2 separate regions of the Mus musculus genome follow, and region 1 is linked to region 2. The links are chromatin loops, found by intact Hi-C in ENCODE. Cell type or tissue: left cerebral cortex. All regions are shown on one strand. Links, peaks and the distances in the headings refer to the core of each region. The heading gives the core; the rest is flanking DNA. Region 1 holds the start of Arf1 (ADP-ribosylation factor 1). Region 2 holds the start of Iba57 (IBA57 homolog, iron-sulfur cluster assembly).

Region 1 (9,271 bases), core at 2,772-5,271, 64 kb before region 2:
AAGGGTCCAGAGTTTTTATTGTATGAGCACGTTGAACATAAGACATAATACCAAGTGGAGTTCTAATGAGACTCAGTGCTGCACAGACTCAGGGCACTGTGAAGTTATGTTTTCAGCCAGTTAGCCTGCTCAGAAACTCCTGCTGGAAAAGGCCCCTAAGAGGGACTAGAGAGATGGCTCAGCAGTTAAGAGCACTGACTGCTCTTCCAGAGGTCCTGAGTTCAATTCCCAACAACTACATGGTGGCTCACAACCATCTGTAATGGGGTCTGATGCACTCTTCTGGTGTGTCTAGGGACAACTGCAGTGTACTCATATAAATATTAATTTTTTAAAAAGATTTATTTATTACTATATCTAAGTACACTGTAGCTGTCTTCAGATCCACCAGAAGAGGGCGTCAGATCTCATTACATTACGGATGGTTGTGAGCCACCGGTGATGTGGTTGCTGGGATTTGAACTCAGGACCTTTGGAAGATCACTGAGCCATCTCTCCAGCCCCATAAATATTAATTTTTTAAAAAGTATTTAAAATAATACTTCAACTTAAAAAAAAAGTGGTCTGGTGCAGCGCTGAGCTCCCTGTTGGCATAGGAATCCCAGAGAACACTGTAGTCTGTCAAATCACCAGAGTGCCTGAGCCCTAAGGGGTCAGGGAAAGAGATGTGGAGGGCAAACTTCAGTGGGCTCCACCTCAGGTGTGTGTGATACACGTATGCACAAGTGTGCACATGTATGTGTGTGTATATATATATATATATATATATATATATATATATATATATAGAGAGAGAGAGAGAGAGAGAGAGAGAGAGAGAGAAAGAAAGAGAGAGAGAGAGAGAGAGACTTCTACATCTCTAAGCATCAGTAGCCTGGCATGAATGCCATCCATCTTACAGAAACTGCAGAAATTGCCTGGGGCACAGGATGGGGTCTTCAAGGCACACACAGTTCCTTTCACCTCACTGAACCTCCTTTCTCTGGTCTTACTCTAGGAGTCCATCTGTCTCTTTAGCAACTGACAAAACCAGGAGGCCAGGCCCCTGGAGATCCACGCCTCTGACTAGGTGCTTAGGAGTAAACCTCGTAGTAGACTAGTCTACAGAAGAGGCCCTGGACTTTTCCCTGGCCTATGATCAGCTGAAGTGGAGGTTTGAGGCCATCGGCACTCCCAGCTTTCTAGTACAGGTAGCGGAAGGATCCTGGACAGCCACACGGACAGCTTCTTTCAGTCACAGCTCACCTCGCCCCCTCCTGGCCAGAGCTGGTCCATCCAGGGACCTCAGATAGGAAAAGGGACTCCTGGTCTCTAAGCAACCTTGTGGAAGAGTTAGCCTCAGTTTACCCGAGCAATTGCTATTTCCTGGTAGGGTCTGTCCCTAGTCATGCCCACTCAGGGCTCCCACACATATGTTTTCAAGCCCCCGCCACCCCACTGGGACAGGGCTCAAAGCAGAAGCACAGATGAAAGAAGGAAGTAAGTTTCTTCACTTGGGAGTAGGCATCCAGCAATCTGTCTTATCATTTTCAAAAAACTGTATCTTACATAAACCCCATCTTGTCTCTCCATATTGTTTTTCAATTTGCTAAGTTCCTCCTCACAAAATAAAGTTTCTTTGGCTTTCTATTTCTTTTAAAAATTTTAAAGATTTTGTTTTTTAAAAAATAAATATTTTTAAAAATTTAAGATTTTTTTTTAACTGTGTGTGGTTTATGCACGTGCTTGTGGAGGCAGAAGCTTCAGAGTCCCTGGAACCGGAGTTATGGGCAGTTGGGAGCTAGGAACAGAGCTTGGGTCCTCTGTGACAATAGTATGAAGAGTTTCTTCAGTTCAATTGTCCAACTTCCTTTTTAATACACACTTGGGGATGGAGTGATGGTTCTGTGGTCAAGTCCACTGCAGCTCTTGTAGAGGAACTGGGTTTGGTTCCCAGAAACTGCATAGTAACTCAAAACATCAGTAGCTCCAGTTCCAATGGATCTTCTGGACTTTTTGGGCACCAGGCACCCATATGGTATACATACATATTTATAGACACTCACATATATAGATAAAATAAGTAAATCTTGAAAAATTATATATATTTAAGTGAATATACAATTTAACATTCAAAGTTCATGTGCAATATGAAAATTTCACTGTGGCTTCAGCTGACCTGGGGAGGTAGGAAGAGCCTGCCTAGGTAGGTATCCACTTCAAATGTATCATCCATTACACATGTGGATATTAAATATCTACAAAGGCTGTTTAAAATTTTAACTGACACAAATAATTATTTACGGGGTACAGAGTGATGTTTTGAGCGGGACTACAATGTACAGTGGTCACATTACAATAAACAGAATGACTACCACCCTGTCTCCATTTTTTCATAATTTTAGCCTTTTTAGGTACAGAAAGGGAGTTTGGTTCTTGACTATTAGCCTGCGGTTTTCTGGACACCCCATCTCTTTGTCGACTTATCCATGAGGCTAAGACAGGCTTCTGGCATGGCTGGAATCACAGGTCTCAGGAGATGTCCTGCCATTTCTCCAGGGTTGGTGGCAGGCAGCGACACCCAAGGCTTTGTATAAACACTTGCTGTGTGTTGAGGGTGAGAGAGAACAGGCAAGCACCCCCATAGACGTTTACAGAAGCAGCATTTGAAAATGGAGCCCTGAGCGATGGAAAGGGATGTGTTAGGGTCAAGAAGGTGACTATTGCATCGAATCCTGCCAGGCTCAGCACCCACAACTCTGGGGAGAAAGCTCTGGAGGTCTCAACCCCCAAACACAGTGAGGATGCCCTGTACCCTGTGCCTGGACACAACAGTGGCTGAAGCAGGCCCTGGTAACAGAACTGTCTCCTGCTAACTCAATAGATAGGGCTCCAGGCTCAAAAGAATCTCCCAGGGCCCTCAACATCTCCTACCTGTGGGACTTCTCCCAACAGCACACGGGGTGGAAGAACTGGATAGGGAGGACAGAGCCTGGGCCTGATTCCTGCATCGATGGGGAGAGTTAACGGATTCCTCCTCACCTGCACCCTGAAGGAGGCCACCCCATCACTGCCTCTCAGGCAGTGCTATGCCCATGCAGGTGTCTGGTCCTCTCAGTCAGCTCTGAGCGTGCACACAGGTCCAAGACCAGTGTGGAGACATGGTGCTTGTCTGACATTTGGCCTGCGCCTCTTCCCACTTTGGCCATCTGTCGGTCACATCATTCTCTTCAATTCCAGGGCCCAGCTGGAATATCAGAGACCCTGGGGTACTGTGAGAAGGACATTACACCTCCTAGGGCTGACACGACCTTCCCACTCTGACCTTGGCGCTCTAGAACGCTTACTGGCCTCAACCCCCGCATCCGCGGAATGGGCTGGAATTCCGCAGGAAGGCGCGCGTGCGCACGCGCCGGCGGACACGGAACTCCATACACCACACCCTTGCTCGTTCTAGTGCCGGGAGCCAGAGTGCTAGCCCGGGACCCGATCCGGAAACAGAGCGACCTCGGCTCCGCCCCGTGAAGGCTACAAAGTGCAGACGCGCAAGCGCCATCCGTGTGGGGGCGGGGCCCTCTGCGTGCCCGCCCTCTTCCCCCGGCGTGCCCCGCGGCAGGCGCTGACGTGGCTGCCGTCAGCGCCGCCATCTTGTGGGAGCGAAACCAACGCCTGGCTGGGAGCAGCCGCCGCGGAGGTGAGACGCGGGGCGCGCTGAGGCCGAAACTGGGGAGGCCGCGGGCTGGTCATCGTGGGAGTCAAGGGGGCGCTCAGCTGCGGCTGCTAAGGACCGAGTCCGGTCGGGCGGCCTGAGGTCTATGCTCAGTGAGCTCGGCGGCAGGCCGGACAGAGGATCGGGACGCCCCGGAGTCCCGCGTCGCCCACGGCCGCTTGGCCCTCCCCCACTCCGCGGCCCTTACGCCTGCCTGGCCGCCCGCCGCGGGCCGCAGCCCGGAAGTCCGGCCAGGACGCCGGCTCTTCTCCAGGAAGCCAGGTTTCCTGCTGTTCCTCTCTGCGCCTCTCCTAGGCTCCACGGCCCGAGAGCCTGGGAGCGGGGAGCAGGGTTCGGGGGGTCACGGGGTTTTCCTTCTTAAAGGCTAGCCGGCCGCTTCAGATACGGCATGAACCGCGGGCTTGGGGAAACTGAGGCTCGGGTGGCCCCGAGACGACGTCAAGGTCACTCGGGTGGCGAGGTCTTCCTCTTCTGTCTCTCGAGTCCGGTTCCTGTCGGCCTGGAGGACCGAAGTTGTAGGAAGGGGGAAGGGAAAGGGACAGGTGTCGGACAGGGGCTCCGAACTGCGGATCCAGGTGCTGGGATTTAACACGCGCATTTGCGGATCTCGGGGGATACCAGAATACCCACTGTGATCCCCAATTAGCCGTGATTTGGGCCCCGAATATCGTCGGTGAGATCTGCATTGGGGTGCCGATGGCCCCCGGAGGGGTTTGAGCCTTGTTTCGCCTCTTGACCGGCTCCTTTATGCACTTTTGGGTGGATTAGAAAGGCCATTCTGAATTGGAGAATCTTTAACCTGCCCATGGAATAACCCGTTCCCGGCCTCTGAGCAGTCCGCAGGTACAGAGACCAGGTCCAGTACACAATTCTGGCTGTCCATTTAGGGTGGTCGTGCCATGTCAGTTTGTAGTGTAGGTAGCTACATATGTTGTATGGTCTAGCTACATAGAACAAATGCAAAATGCTAGGGATTCTGTTCACATCAAGAAGGAATTCTCCCATTCAAACAGCAACTGGCTGCTTTGTCAGGAAAGGAAGGGTCAGCTGCTCTTGGTCCCAGAAGTCATTGGAGAGCCCAGTAGTTGATGCCACAACCCATGTTGGAGTCTTCTGTTGTAGTTCTTGTTTCACAACTAGTGGTCAGCAGTTTTTCCTGCAGGCTGATTCTGGTGGTTTCTGCCGTGTCTGTCAGAAGACTAGTGAGGTGCCATGGTGCTTTGTGTGCTGGCCTCGTGTCTCTCCTCTGTCTTAGCCAGTATCCACAGTGCCTGACATAGGTGACTATAGTGTCCTCACTTTTGAACTTTTAGCAGCACTAGCAGAAATAGCCTAAACTATGAGATTTGATGCACTGTGTTACTACCTGGTTTCTCTGTTTCTCCAGAGAGTTGTGTGGTGTAAGGGCCAGTCACAGATGTGTGAACTACATTGTCTTCTGTGGCATAAAGGTTTCCCTTATTGGAATGTCTCTCACTTATCCTTAGATTTGAAAATGGGTCTGAGTCACTGGATCACCACACTGTTCTCTTGCTTGTGAGGCAGATGTACAGAATTGCTACTTCAAAAAGGTTTAGGAGCTAGATGGTAGAGTGCTTTTCTAGCCTTCGTGAAGTCTTGGTTTGGATCTCTAGCACTGCATACAAGGTTTAAGGCAGTGTGAATAACAGCTGACTCATACTCAGTCTACTCATCCTGAAAGGAAAGTAGCAGTAACTAGTTCTGTGGCCCTCACACAGCTGTGATTGTAAGTCATGCATCTGGGACGTCCACTGTGCCCCTTGCCCCTTGTAGAACGGATATTCAGAATCTTTGCTCCACTGGGCTGCTTCCTCTGCCCAGGACCAGACAGGCTTCAAAATACCTTTTCTTTTTCTTTTTCTTTCTTTCTTTTTTTTTTTAAAGTAAAGGTAAATTAGACCAGCAGTTGCTGTGGTAACCCAGTGTCAGGCAGCCTAACCAAGAGAAAAAACTTGTTGTGCAAGTTCATGCAATAGCTTGTCACAATGCTTTGAAATTGTTTGGTCAATTTTTTTTTTCAGATTCTTAGAATTAAATGTTACATTGATGTGCAGGGTTTTTCTGTATAGCCCTGGCTGTCCTGGAACTCCCTCTGGAGACCAGGCTAGCCTCGAACTCAGAAATCTGCCTGGGTGTTGGGATTAAAGACATAAGCCACCACCTCCTGGCTCTGATATACAGGTTTAAATCTACTCGTAATCACAAAGGCTGTGCTGCTCTAGGTTGCTCTGTCATTCCTGGTCTTCCCTGTTGTCTTTCTTGAATCTCTTTGACCTTTTCATGAAATTGTCAGAGATGGTAAGGAGAGAAAAATGGAAATTTCTTTGACTTGAGATTTGACACGCAATAGCATCTTTTTGTGTGTATTCTCTATCTACTATTGAAGATTTGACATTGCCTACTGAGAAGTTAAAAGGTAGCTGGGGGTGGGAGTGTGTATACATTGGGATTCCTCATTACACACCAACGTCTGTGTCCAATATTGATTGTGATACAGATTATAGATAATAGCTTGGACGGTTTGTCAATGTCCTGAAGGGTAACTCAGCCCTCTCAGGTGGGTCAAGTGACCTGATTAGCTGGAAAACTTGTTAGTGTAGGCACATCCAATCTCTATTTCCAGGGGGACCTTTTAGGTGTTCCCCCGAGTTCCCCCACCCTGTGCTGCTGCAGATAGTCGGGAGACTGATGAGAACCCCACACACTTATCTGATCCTGGGTCCTGATTTTTTACTCACAGTGGTAACAGTTTGGTAGCCTTCAGCAGCCAATAGACTAGGAACAGTGGCACTCTCTGCAGGCCTTGATAATAGGGAAAGTTTTAAGTGATAAGAGCAGAATTGACAGAAAATAGGACAGCTGGCCAATATTTTGTTGGTGCTGTTCATCAGGAAGGGTTTCACTGTGTAGTGCAGATTTTCCTCAAACTTGAGATCCTCCTGCCTGCCCTCTGGAGATCACAGCCTGCTGGGATTACAGCTGTGCCACCATGCTAGGCAGGCATAGTTTACAGACTTGTTGGGGGCAATTAAGTTCAGGTGGCCAGCAGCTCCCCATATCTGAGGATCTGAGAATCACTGCTGTAGTGTGAGTGGGACTTGGTTATTATCATTGGACATTTCAGGAATTAAGAAGTGTGTGAAAGAATTAAAAAGTCTTCTAATTAGTATTTATTAAGGTAAGTATACCTGTTAAAGGGATGCTTTAACCAGAGTTCTTTCCAAAAGCTTTCTTGTTTTTTGTCAGAATCAGTTGTCAAAATATTTTTGCAGTACCATATACTGAAACAGGAATGTTTGTGGCCTAGATTCTCTAGTTGTCCTCTAACAAGTTTTTTGTTTTGTTTAATTCTGTTGGTATAGTTTAGGTGCATGTGGCCAAGAAAGGGGTTTCTAGATTTAATGAGACTCAGTGCTGAAGAGTGAAGGAAGTCTAGGTGGCCTGACGTTGTGAGTGTTCTCTGAAGCTTCCTGTTCTTCTGTAGATAACAATGCACTTCTTCCTTGTTTGAATCCAGCCAGTTATATTTACATACGCCCATCTTCTAGTGACTTTGGTGGTGAAATTTTGATTGGTGTTATTTTCAGCTTTTAGCATTTCTATTATGTCAAGTTATATCAGACTTTGGACATATCATTGTGATTAACTGAAGTGTGTGGTTAAAGCTGCCAGTTGTGGACTAAATTTGATGGATACCTTGCTTCCTCTGTGCTGTCACTTTACCTTCATTCAGTTCCCAGGTCTGTGCACCCCCCCCCCCAAGTCTCTAGCAGTTAAAGTGTAGAAGTGTTTACATAGAAGCACAACTTGTACATAGTTTAAAACTGCGTAAATGTTGTTCCATGTTGTTGGCCCTGTAGATTTTTCCTGAGTCATTAGGATTAGCCTCTCTGAAGTTGTGTGTGCACGTGTGTGTTTTAACTTTTAAACTTTTTAATTTTTAAAAACAACATTGCTTTTGCCTCTGATAAGGAGTATCTGTAAGGGGCGTAGTGGAAGAAGATGGAAGTGGTAGCCTTACTCAGCATTGGGCACAAAGCTGCCTGTCTATGCATGGTATTGGAGTGTTCATCTTAACCATCCTAAACTCTATAGACTATGCTGGCCTTGAACTCACAGAGATCTGACTGCCTCTGATTCCCATGCCTGGCTAAATATATGTAATTTATACTGCAGTGAATGTGTGTCTTGAAAGGAACTAACTAAGGAGTTGGCTCCGTGAGTAAAATACTTGCTGCACAAGCAAGCTTGAGGACCAGAGTTAAATCCCCACTTCACACACAGACCTTCTAATCCCAGCAGGAGGAAGGCAGACACAGGAGGATCGCCAGGACTTTGTGAGTAAGCCACTCCAGCTGAATTAGTGAGCTCCAGGGTCAATGAGAGATTACACCCACCCACCCCCTCCTTAAAACAACATGTATGGGTGTTACCAACCCAAGGAGGCAGAAATGTCACCTCTAAGGTGACATTTTTGCAGAGATGATAGAAAAAGATTGGTAAGTTTGAGGGAGGAACCAGAGGCCTCTTAGTAGCCCAGGACAATTGATAGGAGGGCTCTGAGCTGGGTAAGTGTACTCTTGAGTTTGGAACCCTGCCAGGAGCTGTATGGGAGGGTAAGACTAGAGAAAGGGTGCCCTGGTCCCCGAAGCAGCTTTGTAGTCCTCAGGGTATTTTGAAATCTGTGGGAACCCTTTGGCTCTATCATGTAGGGAGGCATTATGTCTGGCACTTAGCCACTTGTGTGGTTTTCATGTAGGTGGAAAATCCCTCTGTGATAGCCTAAGCTTGATCACAGAAAGATACTTTTCTTTGGCATCATGTTAACAGATGTTTCAGGTCTTCCAGGAACCCAACTTTAACTATCTTGTAAGTCAAGGATAGTGTATTTTGTTCTCTTCAGTACCTTAACAAAAGATGTCCTTATTTTTCAGAGAAAAAAAGTACTTCTTTGAGATGGGATGCCCTTGAGATTGCTATGGTTGGCACTTAGTGCCTCAGTAGCCAGCCACCCCCCTTGTCCTCGTGGGGACAAGGGAATGGCTAGGCCTAGCAATAAATAAAGCAGAGTTTTGATAGAAGTTACTTCCCTTTGTGTCCCTGTGATGTCATTTGGGGTAGGCTCATGGCAATCTTCAATCTTGTGCAAATGTCAGATTGTCTGTTGGCTTTTTTTCTGGGTGGCAGACTTAGTGGATTTGAAGGTATGGTGGACACCTGATAATTCTCATAGCTACTATATGTGAGGGTCCTAATATTAATGGTGCCACTTTGCACCTGATTAATTGACTTGTTGTAGTGTAGTGGGAGGTGGAGGCAGCAAGTCTCCTTGGTTTGGGTCTGAAGAACTGGGTGGAAATTTGGGAAGGAGGGAGATTTTGATGGAAAAGCTGAATATGAAACATGGAAGAGCCTTACCCAGAGAATAGGGGCAATTGTTAGAGAATGCACTGGGTGACGGTCACCTAAGTTAGAGGAAAAAACTTTTATAGTGTCTTAGAGAAGCTTTTCTGACATTGAGATGGTAGGGGAAATAGTGTG
Region 2 (9,271 bases), core at 2,597-5,096:
TGAACATGGTGTACAAACAAACATACAAAACAATAAATAAATCTAAACGGAGTTGTATAAACTATCTCTATTTCTCACCATATATCTCTGGTGCAATCATTTGCCCTTGTGTGGTAGGTGAATGAAAAAAAAAGAAATTAAAAAGAAAAGGCCATGATTGGTCTGGGTTTTGGCACTAGATGAGTGGAAGAAGAAGAAGAAAAGAAATAAATAAAAAAGGAAGGACGTGACTGTTCCTAGGTATGGTGGAGGAGAAGGTTTATTGTAGATAATAGGGAGAGCATAGCTAGAGGCAAGGACATCTGGGAGAGCCCAGATGAGCAAAGCTATGTAAGGAGAGAGAGGGTAGGGGAGATGGGAAAACCAGACCAAGAGACCAAGAAGGTAATCGAAACGGTCCAGGTAAGCAAAATGGCTGAATTATATAGGGAAGGACATCTGGGGGAAGGGTAGCCCAGGCCTCAGGCTGGAGAAATTTAGAGTAGTGGGCAGAGGATGCCAGCCGTACCCTGTAACAGGTAGGGACTGAGGGATGCAAGAAAACCCTGTGGCCAGGTCTGCTTTGATGCAGCAGTGAGCACCTCAGCTAGCCATTTGTCCCAGGTTTGAGACTTAACGGTAGAAGCCTCGGAGAACCATGGAAAAGAAACACAGATGACAGCCACAGGGGGAACCATGCCCTTGCATATGTATAAACGTGACTACAACTCTCTACGCCATTCTCTTATCCTTTCTAGAAACCCTGAAGGAAAGGCAGGAAGGCCACCCTGTGGATTATTTTTTGCCAAGCTTCTGTGAGATTACATTTGAGTGACCCTGCTTTCCTCCATATCTAGGCCATCTTTAGAAACTCACCTGAAGGTTGTAAAATAACCAATAAAATTATAAGTTACTATATATGGAAGACAAATGGAAGACAAAGAAGCAAAAGCCATATAAAAAGTTCTGGCAAAAGCCATATAAAAAGTTCTGTCACTTTAAAAATAACACGAAATAAGTAAAAAAAAAAAAATCCAAGAGTTTCACTGAAACTGCTGGAATAATTAAAAACTACTTTTGAAAAATCTTGGTATCCTGTCTCTTTGTTCAGAATCCCGAAACACTGGGATCCAACAGCCTGGAATGAAGTCTCCTTTGAAGTCAGGCCTGAGCTGTTAACATTTTGAACTTAGATTGGGGCCCAGCACTAAGCATGTTTTCTCCCTTTCCTTCTTTTTATCTGTCTGGATTCTGGCCAAAAGCCTAATAAACTCATTTCTCCTGATACTCTGAGCTTTCTGTTTCTGTGACCCTCATTTAAATGCAAAAGGCATGACTGTTCTCCAAGCAACTGTAGGAATGTGTTGCTTACCTACTGACTTTCTATTCCTGTCAGGGTTTCTGTTGCTATGACAAAATAGTATGACCAAAAAACAAGCTGGGGAGGAAAGGGGTTATTGGGCTTACACTTCCACATTGTTATTTATCATTCAAGGAAGTCTGGGGGGGGGACCTCAAACACCAGCCAGGAGCTGAGGCAGAGGCCATGGAGGGGAGGGGAGGGGAGAGGAGGGGAGGGGAGGGGAGGGGAGAGGAGGGCAGGGGAGGGGAGGGGAGGGATGCTGCATAGTGGCTTTGCTCCGAAGCATGGTTTGTTCAGTCTGCTTTCTTATAGAATCCAGGACAAGCAGCCCAGGGATGGCCCTACTCACAATGGGCCTGGCCCTCCTCCATCAATCACTAATTAAGAAAATGCCATACAGACGTGCCTAAAGCCAGATCTTATGGAGGCATTTTCTTAATTGCGGTTCCTTCCTCTCAGATGACTTTAGCCTGTGTCAAGTTGACATAAAAGAACTATGCAACACATCTACTTTCTTTGTAGGTTTTTCTCTCAACTGTTAATTTTCTTCTCCCCTTCCCACAAGATAGGGCTTATTTGTGTATCCCTGACTGTCTTGATACTAGCTCTGTAGACTAGCCAGGGCTTACAGAGACCTGCCTGCCTCTGCCCAGCCAATGCTGGTGTTAAAGGCATGCGCCACTACCAAGCTCCAAGTCCATTTCGAAATTCTTTTGTTAATAAGACTAAGAACACACAAAAGGAACTCCAGTTTCCCTGGTAGCAATATGATCCAGTATGCCCCAAAGACCCAAGAACAGGGACTCAAAGAGACATCCGTGTAGTTGTTTTCATAGCAACACTTTTCCTGGCTCCAAGAATTGGAGACCTCCCAAGTACCCGTTGCCAGCTCAGCACATAGGGAAAGGTAGGCATTACCGTAATAAAAAAATTTTTTTTCGATACAGGATTTCTCTGTATAGCCCTGGCTGTCCTGGAACTCACTCTGTAGACCAGGCTGGCCTCAAACTCAGAAATCCACCTGCCTCTGTCTCCCAAGTGCTGGGATTAAAGGTGTGTGCCACCATGCCCAGCTATAAAATACAATTCTTAAAAAGGGAAGGGAATTCTGATACGTGCTATACTGAGGATGGGTGCTCCATGAAGAGAGCCAGGTGCAAGAGGACAGGCACTGGTTCTCAGAGGCTTCCAACCCACAAGGGCAGAAAGCCAACTGTGGGCACCAGCGGCTGAGTGTGTGTTCTGGGAGGAGTCAACGTTCTGGAGTTGGATGATTGGGAGATAAAAAGTTCTGGAGTTGGATGATAGTGAGGGCTGCGCAGCCGTTTGAACAATGCCGATATAAATGCACTAAAAGTGGTCTCGCTGGCTGGCTTTCATCAACTTGCCACAAGCCTAGCGATATCTGGGAAGATTCAGAAAACGCCTCCATAAGCTTGGCCTCTAAACAGGTCTTGGCTTATATCACATCAATGACTGATGTGAGAGGGCCCAGCTCACTGTGGACAGGTGCTCCTGGGTCGTATCAAAAAGCAGGCTGGACAAGCCATCAGAAGCTGGCCGGTAAGAGCCCTCTTCCAGGGCTTCTGCTTCAGTTCCTGCCCTGAGTTCTCTCTGTAAGTGGGTGTGACCTGAGAGTTTTCAAATGAAGTGAACCCCTTTTCTTCCCAAGTTGCTTTTGGTCATGTTTAGTATAGCAATAACAAAGTAACAGTGGTGAAGATAATACATTTTATACTGTTCGTATTTAACCGTGAACAAGGAAATGCCTAACTTTTTTCCTCCTTTTTTTCTGGGCAGTACTGGGGATGGGAACCATGGCTTCCTGCCTGCTAGGAAATGCTCTACCACTGAGCTATCTATCTTCAACTTTTTATTCGGAGACAGGATATTCATTTTAAGTTGCACAGGCAGGTCTTGAACACGCATCCTCCTGCCTCTGCCCCCCGAGAGGCTGGCTGGGATTGCACACCAGGACCGAGGTAAGATGGCAGATTTCATGTTTACTTATTTACCACGACCACAAGCGGTTTGACCAGGAGCCAACTAAGGAAAGGGTCACCGGGTGGCTCTAGCCTTGGTGTTTATCTGGGCTTGCGCACCCATCCACTGGCTGAGGTCCCGCCCACTTTCCCCCCCACGCACGCGCGTCGCCAGCCGCCGCCGCCGCCGCCGCCGCCCGGGGCCGCTGTGGTGCCCGCCTTCACTTAGCGCCCAAGATGGCAGCGGTGGCGCTGCTTCGGGGCGCGGCTGTGGGGCGCAGAAGCCCAGCTTGGCACTGGCGGCTGAGCGGGACCGCGAGTCACTGCCTAGCCCGTGGCTTTGGCCTTCTTGGCAGCAACCCCGCGGACGGTGTGGCCTGGACTTGCTTCCGGCTGGACGGGCGCGCCTTAGTGCGCGTGCGCGGCCCGGACGCTGCACCCTTCCTGTTGGGACTATCGACCAATGAGCTGCCGCTTTCGGGGCCTCCGACCGGCGCGGCTCAGCCCTCTGCGCGTGCGGCGTATGCCCATTTCCTGAATGTGCAGGGACGCACGCTCTATGACGTCATTCTGTATGGGTGAGCTTGGGCGGGGCAGCAGGGCGGGGCAGTAGGGTCGTTAGAGTGCTGAGGGAGCAGACCTCCAGAATCCCAGGAAGGATGTCCAGGATAAGATTTCTAGGGAATACTGGCTAGACACCCTTGGGAAGAGGCATAATTAGATTATTCTGGAAATGACTTTCTGAGGACAATCTAGACTTAGGGAAGGGGTCACCTAGAGGCGGATGTCCCATGGAAGGCATCCAGGTTGCGCTAGTTACTTGCACAGAGCGTTGTGCCTGGGACCCCAACCAGTCAAGTCAGAAGCTTCTGGAGTTATTTTCAAGATGGGTGCTTCAGCTTTGTCCCTCCCTCCTCACTTCTTAGAAAGATTTCGCTGGTTCGTGGGACTTTATTCAAAAAGCCACTCTCTGCACAGCCTCTCCACAGTGACAGATTGTCCCAGTGTTCTGAGAATCCAGTTTTTCCCTTATTTCTGGTTCCTCTTTGCAGTGCCAGCTGTTTGCCTGTATGGTCTCATTATCTATACAGCAGACCTGACTGTGACTGTAAATAGTGTTTGCTGGCCAGTCTGGGCAGGGCCTGCGTCTATAGCATTGAGTCTTCAGCTGCTCACCTTTATAGGATCTAAGTCGTGAAGTCTCAGCATTGTCTAGTAGGCATGTGAAGACCCGCCCTCCCTATCCTGTCCCTGAGCTGTCCCTTGACTCCTACCAAAGTCCAGGCCTGGCTGCCTGTCTCAGCTACCCGGTGTCTTTCCAAGTTGGTTTTTGGTGAGCCTCTTCAGTAGCCCCTAGATGCTCATTGGGAGTATATGGGGAATCCTCATATCTGGAGAACAGTTCCTGAACCCCTGAGGGTAGCTATTCCAGGATGAGAGTGGTGGATGAGAATTGACAGCCATGGCACCACTATCCAGTAGTTGTCTGCATTCTGTGGGGGGAAATCTAGAGTGCCTGTCTCCAGGTGCTGAAAGGCCACAGTGATGTGCTTCCTAGAGATCCTTTTCCCACATTACTTCGCTTAGTGAATCTCTGAATCTAGAACTGTGTCAGCAAATGACAACCCATGGGCCAGACCCACTGTGATGCTTTGGCATATAGAGTTCTGTGTGAACCCTGGGATGGTGTCTTCCAGGCAGTGTTCGGGCTGTGGTGACTCAGGGCCTTAAGCCTAAGCCAGTCATTGCCCTTTGTAGAAAACATGCATGGACTCCATACTGGAGCCTTGGATCTGCCTGTGTTTCCAGGTCGCCATCATCTCTCCATGTTACCAATAGGCAGCTGGAGTTGATTCAAGCGCTAGTCTTTGGTGGCTTCCATTCCTCATGGTGATTGGCAGTGGTTGCTAGTATAGAAGCAGTTGCCCTCTCGTGTTAAAGACCCTAAGCGTCTTCAGCCTTGGTCCTGCATGTGTTTACAGGTCTTGTGGACCTCATATAGGGATTCCTCTAGTCTTGGCAGCAGCCAGTGTTACAGCTCTTGTACGGGCTATGGAAGTTGAGATTCCTTAGCTGTTGATACCAGCTGTTGTCACTGCTCCTCTACACAGGGTCTCAGACCCTTGGCTCTGAAGGTTTGATTGGCAGCTCCCTGGACTCTTCAGTGACTTGGGTCTGCAGTTTCTCTTCTCTGGCTCTTTGTAATCGTTTCTCCTTCTTCAGTCTCAGCTTGCTATCACTCTCTGTCTGCCATCTTTCTTCCTGCCCAGGCTGTTGTTGAACTGCTCAGCTGTCGCTTCAGCTGTCAGACAGCTGGCAGGCTTGCCTTCCCTGCAGCTTTGGCTTGTCAACTGCTCAGCTGCTGCCGCCACCACTGCAGTTCCACCGCCTCTGCTGACCTCTGCTGTCTCTGCTGCTTCTTTCTGTTACCAGCCCAGCCCACACTACAGAAAGCAAGAAAAGAAAATGGAGAGAAGCCTTTTCTCGGGCCTGCTGCTCCCACACTGGGGCAAAGCTCAGGAAAGTCTTCCCACAACCTCACTAAGTGAGCCTTCACAGCCTGTTTGTATCGCCCCAGAAAGGATGTTTGGACCAATCACAGACTTGCCTATCGGCAACCTTCGTAATGACTGAGGATTGTGTTTTGGACAGCCATAACGCTGCATCTTTAGCAATAGTTACAGCAGATCCTCTTCTAGGCTACCAGGGAGCTGCTGTCCATTTGGCCAAATTGAAAGTGGTTGCAAGATCATCTAGAATTCAGTGAGACCTGTAATGGCAAAATGTCTGATAAAAACCATTTTAAACAACCCTGGTGGGATCTGTGCTGTTAGTAGGGCCCTCTGCTGCATGGAAGTGCTGCTGTGGGGTCGTCTGACTCTCTGCCTGACAGTCCTTTTGCTCAGGGCATCAAGGGAAAGTCCAACACCTGCCAACTAGTGAATCACCCATCCCCAACATCTTTGCTTATTCATAAGAAGATAAACATCAGGGCTGCATGCATATAGAATGTTAAATAAGTGATAGGACCTAGAACTATCTAGGAAACAAATCTTTAGGCATGCCTGTGAGGGAGGTTCTAGGTTTGGATAGCTGAGGTGAGAAGACTTGTCCTGAGTGTGGATGGCACCTTCCCATGGCCTGGGATCCTGCACTGAGTGAAAAGGAGAAAGCAAGCTGAGTTCCAGCATCCCTCTCTCTGCTTCCTGATGCAGATGCAGGGTGATCGGCAGCCTCAAATTCCTTCCCCCCCACCCCCGGCCCCCGCCATAATGGACTGTGCCCTCTAACTGATTTCCAACAAACCGCTCATTATGGCTTCTTTTGGAACTTGGTTACAGAGTGAGAAAAGGAACTCATACAAACACTAGTGGGGTTTGGTTGTTTTGCAAGGATCTCGTGCAGCCCAGTTTGATCTTGAGTTCCATATGTAGCAACCCTGATGCTCTACTCCCACTCCCGAAGCACTGGATTGTAGGTGTCTGCCACCATGTAAGCTTAACTTTGTCTTCACCGTGGAGCCAGAGAGGCTGTGAGGTCCTGTTCCGGGCAGGACTGTGGACAGGAGCCTGACTGAGAACTGCCTTTGTCCAGCCTCAGTCTCTGTCTGGGTAGTGTGCCCCCTTGGTCTGTCCGTTTACTCTGGTGTGGAGGATTTGAGCCAGTCTCATCTCTCCAATTCCTACAGAGCATCAGGCCTTTGTTGCGTCTGCCTGTGCACAGGTTAGCTCGGGTCTCTGTGATCTCAGGCTACTACTGTGTCCCAGACATCCTGTGATTGGCACTGAGGAACAGGGAGGTCAGAGGAGGAGACTGAGGCAGGTGCCTGGGCATTCAGTCACCTTCACAGGGCCTGTTTCCCAGGTGGTAACTATACACTCTTGGTCTGACTGGGTCCATCTGTGGCCATTAGGGAGTTGTGGCACCTCCTGGTGTATTCAGCCAGTCCTTGACAAGATGTGTGGTACCCAGGCCTTACCACCTACTTCTCCCTTAACCCCAAAGCCTCTGAGAAACTGGGGCTCTGCCCTCTGTCCTCTCCCAATCCATTGGGGTGAGATTCTCCATCATAGAGTCTAGGTGGTAGGAGGCTGGGTCTGCATCAGCCGTTGTAGGGCCGCTGGGCTCAGCAGCTACTCAGGACAGTGCCCTGTCACAGCTGTCACAGCTTTTCTGTCCATGGCAGCTGGGGGCCGCCTGCCTTGCCACACAGCCATAGTGTGTGTGGTTCTGTCTCCATGTGAGTTATGCAGGTACAGCACTCTGTGGATCTGGGTGCACTGGCCACGCATAGGTCTCATTAGTACATTTTATGAGCTCAGCTCTGTGTGGACAGATACTGTTGTCTGGTGTTGGTTCCTACAGCACACTTAGCTGCCTGTGTGGACATTCCTCTGGATGTGTCTTGTATGGCTGAGGGCATGGCTCTATGTACCTGTCTGCTTTGTGAGAAGATCGAGGTTTGCCTGCCCTAATGTGGCAGAGCGGACCCATACATCCGAGGTTATGGCTCCGTATGTCTCCATTTGTGTGTGTAGGCAACTCTAGAAGCACAGTCTCATGTCATTGTGGGTTTGGCTTTTAGTCTGCCGTGAGCCAGCAACGGCTATAGCTCACAGACCGCACACTGGAGGGGCAGCCCCATGTGGCCCGCGGAACTTTTCTCTCTGTGTTTTGTTCTTCACAAGCTTGGTAAGCTGGCAGTGGGTAGGAACTCCTGCCGGCTCTAAGCCATGCCTATCTCCTGCAGACTCCCAGAGTGTACGGAGGGGGCACCAAGCTTTCTCCTGGAGTGTGACAGCTCCGTGCTGGGCGCCCTACAGAAGCACCTCTCCATGTACAAGATCCGGCGGAAGGTCACCGTGGAGCCAAGTCCGGAGCTCCACGTGTGGGCTGTGCTACCCTGTGTCCCCCAAACCTCTGAGACTGCACCTCTAGAAGAGAGGGTAGAAGGCACCACCATGCTTATCCGTGACCCCCGGACTGCACGTATGGGGTGGCGGCTTCTCACCCAGGATGATGGCCCAGCCCTGGTGCCCAGGGGACAGCTTGGGGATCTCCAAGATTATCACAAGTACCGGTACCAGCAAGGTATGAGTAGGGACAGCTATGCCAGGCTGGGGTTGGGAGGTTCATGGGGGCAGGTGGACTCCAGAATGGGCAGAGGGGTTGGTAGAGTTGGCCTGCAGGGCTGGGCTTTATAAACTGCAGGCCTGTTCTTCTCTCTGGACACGGCTATGCTCATTCTCTTGGTTTTTGAATCCCACAGGCATCCCCGAGGGAGTCTGTGATCTTCCCCCAGGGATGGCCCTCCCCCTGGAGTCCAACCTGGTCTTCATGAATGGCGTGAGCTTCACGAAGGGCTGCTACATTGGGCAGGAGCTGACGGCCCGGACCCACCATACAGGTGTCATCCGCAAGCGCCTCTTCCCAGTGAAGCTTGAAGGCCCCCTGCCTGCAAGTGGCGTCAGCCCTGGCGCCATAGTGACGGTGACTGCCACAGGCCAGGCAGCGGGCAAGTTCAGGGCTGGCCAGGGACACGTGGGACTGGCTTTGCTGCGGTCAGAGACAATCAAGGGTCCTCTCCACATCAAGACCTCCGAGAGCCAGTTGGTGGCTGTGACTGCCGTGGTGCCGGACTGGTGGCCCACAGCTGCCAAGTAGCTTGGATGCTCTGGAGCCCCACTGGCCTTAGAGTTTCCAGATGCCTTTGAGCCTCTGCCCAAGGTTGTCTACTCTCTGTGCTGCGCCTGTTGGGTATGAGTTCCTCCTCCCGTGGTGCCTTCTGGAGCACATCCTCTAGGAAAGTTCCATGGGTTCCAGGCTACAGATCGGCTCATGCTTCCTACAGAGAGCCTACTCTTATGGGCTGTCTTCTCTCGAGAAGTCTGACTGAGAGCAGAGTGACCACCTGAGGCTGGGAGAGAGAAGGGTCTGAGCTCCCATT

The links. Peaks named below come from ENCODE experiments on the same cell type or tissue, not always from the same donor. Only the 100,000 strongest peaks of a DNase experiment are listed, where the experiment ranks them.
Region 1: a loop joins it to region 2, with 7 times the contacts of the local background. A loop is called at or near these places in 4 of 42 quality-filtered maps.

Annotation. Positions count from the first base shown.
Region 1 is chr11:59,222,575-59,231,845 of GRCm38, reverse strand. It overlaps Arf1 (ADP-ribosylation factor 1), which reads left to right and starts at 3,579. Exons shown (of 5, transcript NM_007476.3): 1 at 3,579-3,673. In left cerebral cortex, for the core only: a CTCF peak has its summit at 4,867; DNase peaks (open chromatin) are centred at 3,526, 4,162 and 4,850; H3K4me3 peaks cover 2,500 bases; H3K27ac peaks cover 2,194 bases.
Region 2 is chr11:59,157,982-59,167,252 of GRCm38, reverse strand. It overlaps Iba57 (IBA57 homolog, iron-sulfur cluster assembly), which reads left to right and starts at 3,508. Exons shown (of 3, transcript NM_173785.6): 1 at 3,508-3,902; 2 at 8,075-8,415; 3 at 8,594-9,271. The coding sequence starts at 3,562. The coding sequence ends at 8,988. In left cerebral cortex, for the core only: a CTCF peak has its summit at 3,542; DNase peaks (open chromatin) are centred at 3,497 and 3,803; H3K4me3 peaks cover 1,632 bases; H3K27ac peaks cover 1,687 bases.